Regions from separate parts of the Homo sapiens genome. Here region 2 is linked to region 1. A link is an interaction called in ENCODE POLR2A ChIA-PET data of the cell type or tissue named here. Cell type or tissue: PC-9. All regions are shown on one strand.

The links. Peaks named below come from ENCODE experiments on the same cell type or tissue, not always from the same donor. Only the 100,000 strongest peaks of a DNase experiment are listed, where the experiment ranks them.
Region 2: POLR2A ChIA-PET joins it to region 1 with 7 read pairs; 2 of 35 experiments call an interaction of 5 or more read pairs at or near these places.

What each region holds. Positions count from the first base shown.
Region 1 is chrX:15,341,321-15,345,320 of GRCh38, reverse strand. No RefSeq gene overlaps it. Among named protein-coding and RNA genes, the nearest start is that of PIGA, 7.8 kb to the right of the region's middle. In PC-9, no CTCF peak of the experiment used is centred here; a DNase peak (open chromatin) is centred at 2,110.
Region 2 is chrX:15,586,858-15,590,857 of GRCh38, reverse strand. ACE2 (angiotensin converting enzyme 2) reads left to right here. Exons shown (of 18, transcript NM_001371415.1): 5 at 1,402-1,514; 6 at 3,000-3,105. Among named protein-coding and RNA genes, the nearest start is that of ACE2, 12 kb to the left of the region's middle. In PC-9, no CTCF peak of the experiment used is centred here; no DNase peak of the experiment used is centred here.

The sequences.
Region 1 (4,000 bases):
CATGCCCTTGACCTCTTTGAGAGTTTGCATTTCTTCTAGCCACCTCTGGCTCCAAGTTTCTGCACTTACTCAAATCTCAGTGTCATGGACACCCCAACTCTCATGGCAACACAGTTCTTCTCTCTGTTCTACAGCTATCACTTTTTGTTTTGTTTTGTTTTGTTTTTTGTTTTGTTTTTTTTTTAGACGGAGTCTCACTCTGTCGCCAGGCTGGAGTGCAGTGGTGCGATCTTGGCTCACTGCAACCTCTGCCTCCCAGGTTCAAGTGATTCTCCTGCCTCAGCCTCCCGAGTAGCTGGGTCTACAGATGCACACCACCACGCCCAGCTAATTTTTGTATTTTTAGTAGAGACGGGGTTTCACCGTGTTGGCCAGGATGGTCTCAAGCTCTTGACCTTGTGATCCACCCTCCTCAGCCTCCCAAAGTGCTAGGATTACAGGCATGAGCCAGCGCGCCCGGCCACATAAAGCCTTTTTCCTCAAAGTACTCCTACATCTAATTTGTTAATGATGTAGACTTTATTGAAATTTTGCCATAACAGAGAGAATTTAGCAGCATTAGCAGATTTAAGTTATGTATTAAATAACTTAAAATTAATCCCTGCATAGTATCTTGCATAGATAGATATGTATATAGACACACACAACCCATTATGGTACTTACAACACATTTGTGTAAATAGTAGTGTTCCTGTTTATCTCCCCACCATACTGTGACCTCATTATGATTGGAAACGGTGTCCTGATCAAATTTGTGTAACCCAACTTTCTCAGGCCAGAACACCCTGGAACAGTACAATCAAAAGGAGAAAGACAATGATAAACAATGGAATAGTAAACAAATGTAGCCCCATGGTAGTGGCATTGTTTGATCCTGGCCCAAATCCCTACCCTTCCTCTGCCAGGGTTTCTAAGCAGTTCCTGAATTCTCCCTTCATTCACTGAAATTCTCTGAAGCCTGGGGCTCCAGGTCCTTTGATGCTTCCCTGGCTTTAACTCTCAGTCCCTGCCCTGGGGACATGAGCTAACCTTCACCTGGCCTTGGAACCACTCCCCACTGTGCTGCCATTGTCATTGCTCTTGTCATTTACTGGTGCCAACCCAGTCACTCCTCTTTTGCCACTGTTCTTTTTGCCCTCACTTTATGACCTTGATGTCAACAGGCTTCTTCCTTCTCATTTTACTGTATTTTTAATCAGGCTTCTGAAAATGCTTGCACATAACTTAGTTTTTTAAAACATACTTGGCATTCGACTCTTTGCTTTGCCTTTTCGTTCAGTTTCTACCACTCCCAACTTCTCCATGATATTTGCTTAAATTCCTTTGAGATCTGGGGCAGAAGACAATTCAAGGATACCACACAATTAAAGGAGTTACTTTGCTTATCCTCGACTGGTAAAAAGAGGGGATGTATCACTAAGGAGAAAAGACCTGAATTTAAGGACAGACTCTGCCACCTAAACACATTGTAAGCCTGAACAATGTCATCGAGCCTCAGTTTTCTCATCTGTCAAATGTAAATGATAATCTCATTTCCCTAAATCTCAGAATTGATAATTTCATTAGAGTTACGATTAGTGAAAAAAAAAAATTGAACAATACAATGTACCTTATAGCTCAAAGGAATTATTCTGAAGGAAAAAAGCAAGACTGAGCAAATCTCAGAAGCTTGGGACCTCTGAGATGTTCTTGGCTTATACTGGATCCTTGGATCTGTCCTAAAACCAACTCAAACCATGTTTTGGCTCGAAATGCCTCTGGCTTCATAATTGCCATTTAGATGGAGATTATCATAGGGAATTCTAAGCTAAGCCAAAACTCAATGTGATCTGGCTTTGTGCTTCTAAAACCCCTCCCTCTTCTTCCTCCTTAATTCCCAATTACCATCAAGATCTGCACTTGGATCCCTGACGCTGGGTCAGGATGGGTCTGGTCCTTGAGGGCGGAGGTGGGGTAACTGGCCTGTTGCTTTCTTAGAGTTCACTAGACATTGCACAGGAATATTTGTCATACTAACAGCCCTGGAACGTGAGTTGAAAATCCTCAACTTGTTGCAAAATAAAAGTATGTGAGAAACTCCAAGAGCTTTAAGCAAACACAATAAATGCCAGCAATGCATGATGTCCCTGATTACGCCACAGGGCCAGAGAATTATTAATGTGACAGCACACGTCATAAATCTATGACTAAAACAGTGTGGCAGGAGGCCCTTTAGAGATGGAAACAGATTAGGCAGCATGATGATCAGAGTTGAATGAAGATTAAAATACTGTCTGAGAGACTTGATAAAGGAAATTATACAAACATTACGTTTTAATGCCCTTAAGAAAAGCCATAGTTCAGTGAAAATTGTGAGCTTAATAGATTTGGTCAGCAAGAGCTGGACTTTGCCTAATTTAGTCTTAATCCTCAGTGTGAGAACAATGTCTTGCATATATTAGGTACTCAATAAATATTTAATAAATAATAAGTTATTACATTGATTTTGTGGCCAGCCAATGAAATTATCTCTTTAAAAAGTGAAGAGTAATTTTACATAGCTCATGTTTTTCAAACTCAGCTAAATTATATGCATGTCTGAATTATTCAGATGTTGCAACTCTAGAAAGGAATTTAATCTATTCTCAAAATATTTATGAAATGAAAAGGAGCAAAAAAATTCTGTTATTTGACCCTTATTAATGGCTTCATGAAAGAAAGTCTGCCTTTGGTAATTTTATCACTGATATTGTTCTGAAACAGTGGTCAGTAAGCTATGGCCCATAGGCCACTTTCAGCTCACTGCCTGTTGTTTTGGTAAATACTGCTTTATTGGAACACAGTTATGCTCATTTGTTGATGTATTGTCTATGGCTACTTTTATTCTACAACAGCAGAGTTGAGTAGTTGGGGACAGAGACTGTTTGGCTTGCAATGCCTAAAATATTTACTCTTTGGTCCATTACAGAAAAAGTTAGCCAACCGCTTGTGTAAAAATATTTCTTATTTTATCACGTCATCAATGAACATTAAATATAATGAATTAGACTGCTTCTTGAACCCCTATAAGAAATGGCACTTTTACCTGGCCTTGATCGATTGTTGGAATCAACTGGCCTCACCTTATTTGAGTCATTGTGTAGTGTGCAACCCAATGAAGCTAAAAAGTTACAGTGATTTAAATTTCAGGTTTCCACAATTCAAATAAAGTCATGGATACATTTATTGATGGGTTCTAGTTATGTTTGTGGTATAGCTCTAAAATGTTAGTGTTGATGGCGTGGACTCTAAATAGAGATAGTGCATAAACATATTAGTTTTTTTTTTGTTTGTTTGTTTTTTCTCTTTTTTCCAATGCCCTGGGTAAAGTAAATACTCCTAAAGAGTAAGGGGATTTTTTTTTTTTTTTTTGAGACAGAGTCTCACTCTGTCACCCAGGCTGGAGTGCAGTGGCACAATCTTGGCTCACTGCAACCTCTGCCTCCCAAGTTCAAGTGATTCTGCTGCCTCAGCCTCCTGAGTAGCTGAGATTACAGGCTACAGGCACCCGCCACCATGCCTAGCTAATTTTTGTATTTTTTAGTAGAAACGGAGTTTCACTATGTTAGCCAGGATGGTCTCGATCTCCTGACCTTGTGATCCACCCGCCTCGGCCTCCCAAAGTGCTGGGATTACAGGCGTGAGCCACCGCACCCGGACCAGGATTTTTTTTTTTTTTTTAAAGCATAAGCCCGCAAGGACAGGGTAAATGATAAAGTCAACAGAAACAACAATGTTCTGAAAGCTGAAAAGCACGTAGATAAGTTGTAAATGATGTGGCCGACCTGAAAAAAAAAATAATTTAAGCCAACAGTCTGGAAAGATGAGTTCCCAAAAGGCTCAGAAGTGGGTGTCCCAAGCACCTCTAGAAATGGGAGGGATGAGAGGGGTGCTAAAATGAGGTTCATTCCAAAAATCTGTATAAGAAACAGTTTGATCCCAAATCTTCTCCCACATTCCCTGTGGTGGAGTGACTGCTCCT
Region 2 (4,000 bases), 250 kb before region 1:
GTTTACAAACTTTATTAGCTAATATCCTGACACAAGCTTGTGTTTTCTGATGGTGAGATACTAAAGGAAGCACATAGAAACATGCTATTGATACATATAATTTGCAAACAAACACAGGTTCACTGTGGCAAAGTCTAAGATGAGTTGGGTCTGATCTAAAAATAAAAGGCCATGAACAAAAGAAGAATTTAAAAACTTAGAGATCCAGTCACATATTTTAAAGCTAAAGATACAAACTGATGTATCAAGAGAGTACACACCCAGGGTTAAGAGACTAGGAATGTGCTTCTTTCGCTTACCAGCTGTGTGATCTTGGACAAGTGATTTAACCACTCTAAGCACAGGTTGTTGGTGGGAATATAAACTGGTGAAGCTGTTATGGAAAAATAGTATGAGGATTCCTAAATAAATTAAAAATAGAATTACCGTATGATCCAGCAATCCCTCTTCTGGGTATATACCTAAATTAGATGAAATTACCACTTCATAAAGATATCTACACTGCCATGTTCACTGCAGCATTATTCGCAATAGCCAAGATAGGGAAACAACCTAAGTGTTTGTCAAGGGATGAATGAATAAAGAAACCGTGGTGGGTATATGGAATGGGATATTATTCAGCCTTAAAAAAGAGGAGATCCTGTCATTTGCCTCAACATGGATAGACCTGGAGGACATTATGCTAAGTGAAATAATCCAGACATAAAAAGAAAAATATGGCATCATCTCACTCAAAAGTGGATTCTACAAAAAAATCAAATATACAGAGATAGAGTAATAGTGATTACCAGGGGTGAGGTGGAGCGGGGTGGGATATGGGGAGAAGTGGGTTAAAGGATACAAAGTAGCAGATATGCAGGATGAACAAGTCTAAAGATCTAATGTACAACATAAGGACTGTAGTTAGTAATAATGTTTTGTATTCAGGATTTTTGCAAAATGAGTAGATTTTAGCTGCTCTTCCATGGGGGGGATAATGCTTAACTATGTGAGATGATGGATATGTTAATTTGTTTTACTATAGTAACCATTTTATTATATAAGTATCTCATAACATCATGTTGTACACCTTAAATATACACAATAAAATTTATTTAAAAATAAACATAGGCTGTTACTCTGCACAGTGGGAGTTATAATAATGACAATCTTGTATGGTTCTTGTGCTTATTAAATAAAATAATACATTTAAACTCCTGGCACAGAGCAAGTGCTTAAACAGAGATTACTTAATGTTATTATTCATTTGCATCCCTTTGAGTTGATGTTTATCACAATAAAAATGTGATAAGCCTTTAAATTTCTTTTAACCTCCCAGCAAGGCTAATCTATGTATTTTGTGCTTTCTCTCTTTCTTTCCCTTATGTTCTTCCCTTTCTCTTTAAAAAAAAAAACAAACAGATTATGAGGACTATGGGGATTATTGGAGAGGAGACTATGAAGTAAATGGGGTAGATGGCTATGACTACAGCCGCGGCCAGTTGATTGAAGATGTGGAACATACCTTTGAAGAGGTAAGCAAGGAACTGTACACACAAACAGTTGTGGGGCAGTGTATGGGAAAGAGGGACAGTGACTAAAGGCATTCTGGCTCATTCTTAACACATTGGTCAGCCATTCCCAGGCCTCATAAAGTTATGGAATATTAGAGTTTGAAAGATTTTAGAGAATAATAGGACAGCCCCTACAGATGATCAGAATTGCGCTGCTTTCCTCCTTCTTTCAGTCACTGACCATTAATTACCAATAGAAAGACTATAAGAATGAAATATTATAAGAACAAATGGTCCTTTAGATTATAAGTAGGAATGATCTTCTTGAGCTACCTGGGGCTGGCACTGTCTTCCTGTGTTAGCAGAGCTATGGACTTTGCTTTCTTCCTCAGGACAATTGATACTATTACTTTGAGTAAGCTAGTCTTCATAGGGAAGAGAGAGTTTTGTGAACAGAAATGTCCCATGGATGTTTTTCCTTCATTTTGGCCCCATGCCTCCCCTTTACGTGAACCTTCAAACTTCTGATGTGAGTTACCTTGTCACAGCCATAGTTTGGCAGAGCTATCAAAAATGGAAGTAAGACAAACAACTCCCCAAAAAGGAAATGGGAAGAAGACTTGAATAAGTACATCATCAAAGAAATTACACAAATGGCAAATAGGCAAATAAAAAGTTATTAGGGAAATGCAAATTAAAGCTATGATGAAAATCCACTCCACACCCACCAGGATAGCTATGATTAAAAAGATGGACAATACCAAGTATTGGGGAGAATGTGGAGACACTGGAGCCCTCTTACAGTGCAGGAAGAAATGTAAAATGGGGCAGTCACTTTGGAAAACAGTTTGGCGATTTCTTAAAAAGTTAAACACACACTTACCATGACTCTTAGGTTTCTATATGAAATAAATGAAAACATGTGTCCTTATCCATAGAAAGACATACACAAATGTTCATAGCAGCAATATTCATAATAGCCCCAAACTGGAAAACCCAGCTGTCCTTCAACTAGTGAATGAATAAACAGACTCTGATATACTCAAAGTAGCCGGAGATAGGAGTGGAACTGACTACAAGAAACCTTTTGTGGTTATAGAAATATTAAAAAACTAGATAGTGGTGATGGTTTCCCGGTAGTTTTAATTTATTGAAACTCATGGAACTACACACTTGAAAATGGGTGGCTTTTATAGTATGTAAATTATACCTCAATGTAAAAACAAAGGAAGTAGGTAACAATCTTAAAAATGAATATATATTTTTTGCATCTGCTTTTATTTTGGGACCTGTGTTCTCCCAAGTATGTTTATTGGTTTATGCAGTGGAGTTATCATCAAGTTCTAGGAAGAAGGAATACTTTTAAATTTTCCAGAAATTTGAGAGAAGAAGAATTATAATTTGGGGAAATTCTACTTGTTTAAAGAATCTCCTATTTCTAGTGTTGTGGAATGGAAATTAGAATTGGTTACTCTTTGTCTTAAACTTTCTTCCTGGGCTTTTCAGATTAAACCATTATATGAACATCTTCATGCCTATGTGAGGGCAAAGTTGATGAATGCCTATCCTTCCTATATCAGTCCAATTGGATGCCTCCCTGCTCATTTGCTTGGTAAGAAGCCCCATGAATTCTTCGTGTACTTGGCTCTTTGTTATTTCTAACAATAAAATTGCCTTTTTGAGTGAGCCTTAACATAAAACTTTTGAAAAATTCTGTAAGTGGTTAGTAACATTGTAGAAATCGCATTTTGAAAGCATTTTCTTCAACCAAAAGTCTATTTTAAACAATTCTCTATTGTATTACTTTTTTTGTACATAAAGAGTTATTATTTTGGCTGCAATTCAAATGATAAAGGGGTTATTTAAGATAACTAGAGAAAGAATTACAGGCTCAAATGAGAGTGGAAATGGGGAAAATAATTTTTAGTATTCAAGTTGATTGGCTAAGCTCTTAAGGTGGAATTTGAGATTTTAGTATCATATTGTCAGAGCTTGGTTGGCTGGGGGTGGTCAGGGGTAACAGAAGGTTATAGCTTGAGCGAAAGCTTCCTAAGTTCATTCTAGACTTCACCAATTACTCTTGCTGAAAAGTGCTTGGCTTGGAATCGTATAAGTGAAGAATGAATGAAAGTGACCATCTTCCCCTCTCCCACCGCAGCAGCTGAGGCCAAATAAAATATAAATATTTGAAAATTTCATGCCATGCATATATAGCATTTCTACTGTAGTCAAACTAAGTTGCTGGAAGCTAATCTCCTCCACAGCCATACCTCGTGTCTGTCAGCAGGAGAGAATGCGGAGAAAGGACCTGTGGAGGCTTTTAACTCTAAAGTAATATGGAAATCCTTCCTACAATGTCAATGGCAAGCATTATTTAGTAATTCAGTTTCTGCTTAAACCTGTCTGGTGTGATGGGATAATTTCTTCATTCCAATATAGACTAATTTACTGCTACATGGAACCAATGTAATACAATTCTACCTTATGTGGAACTTAAGCAACACCCC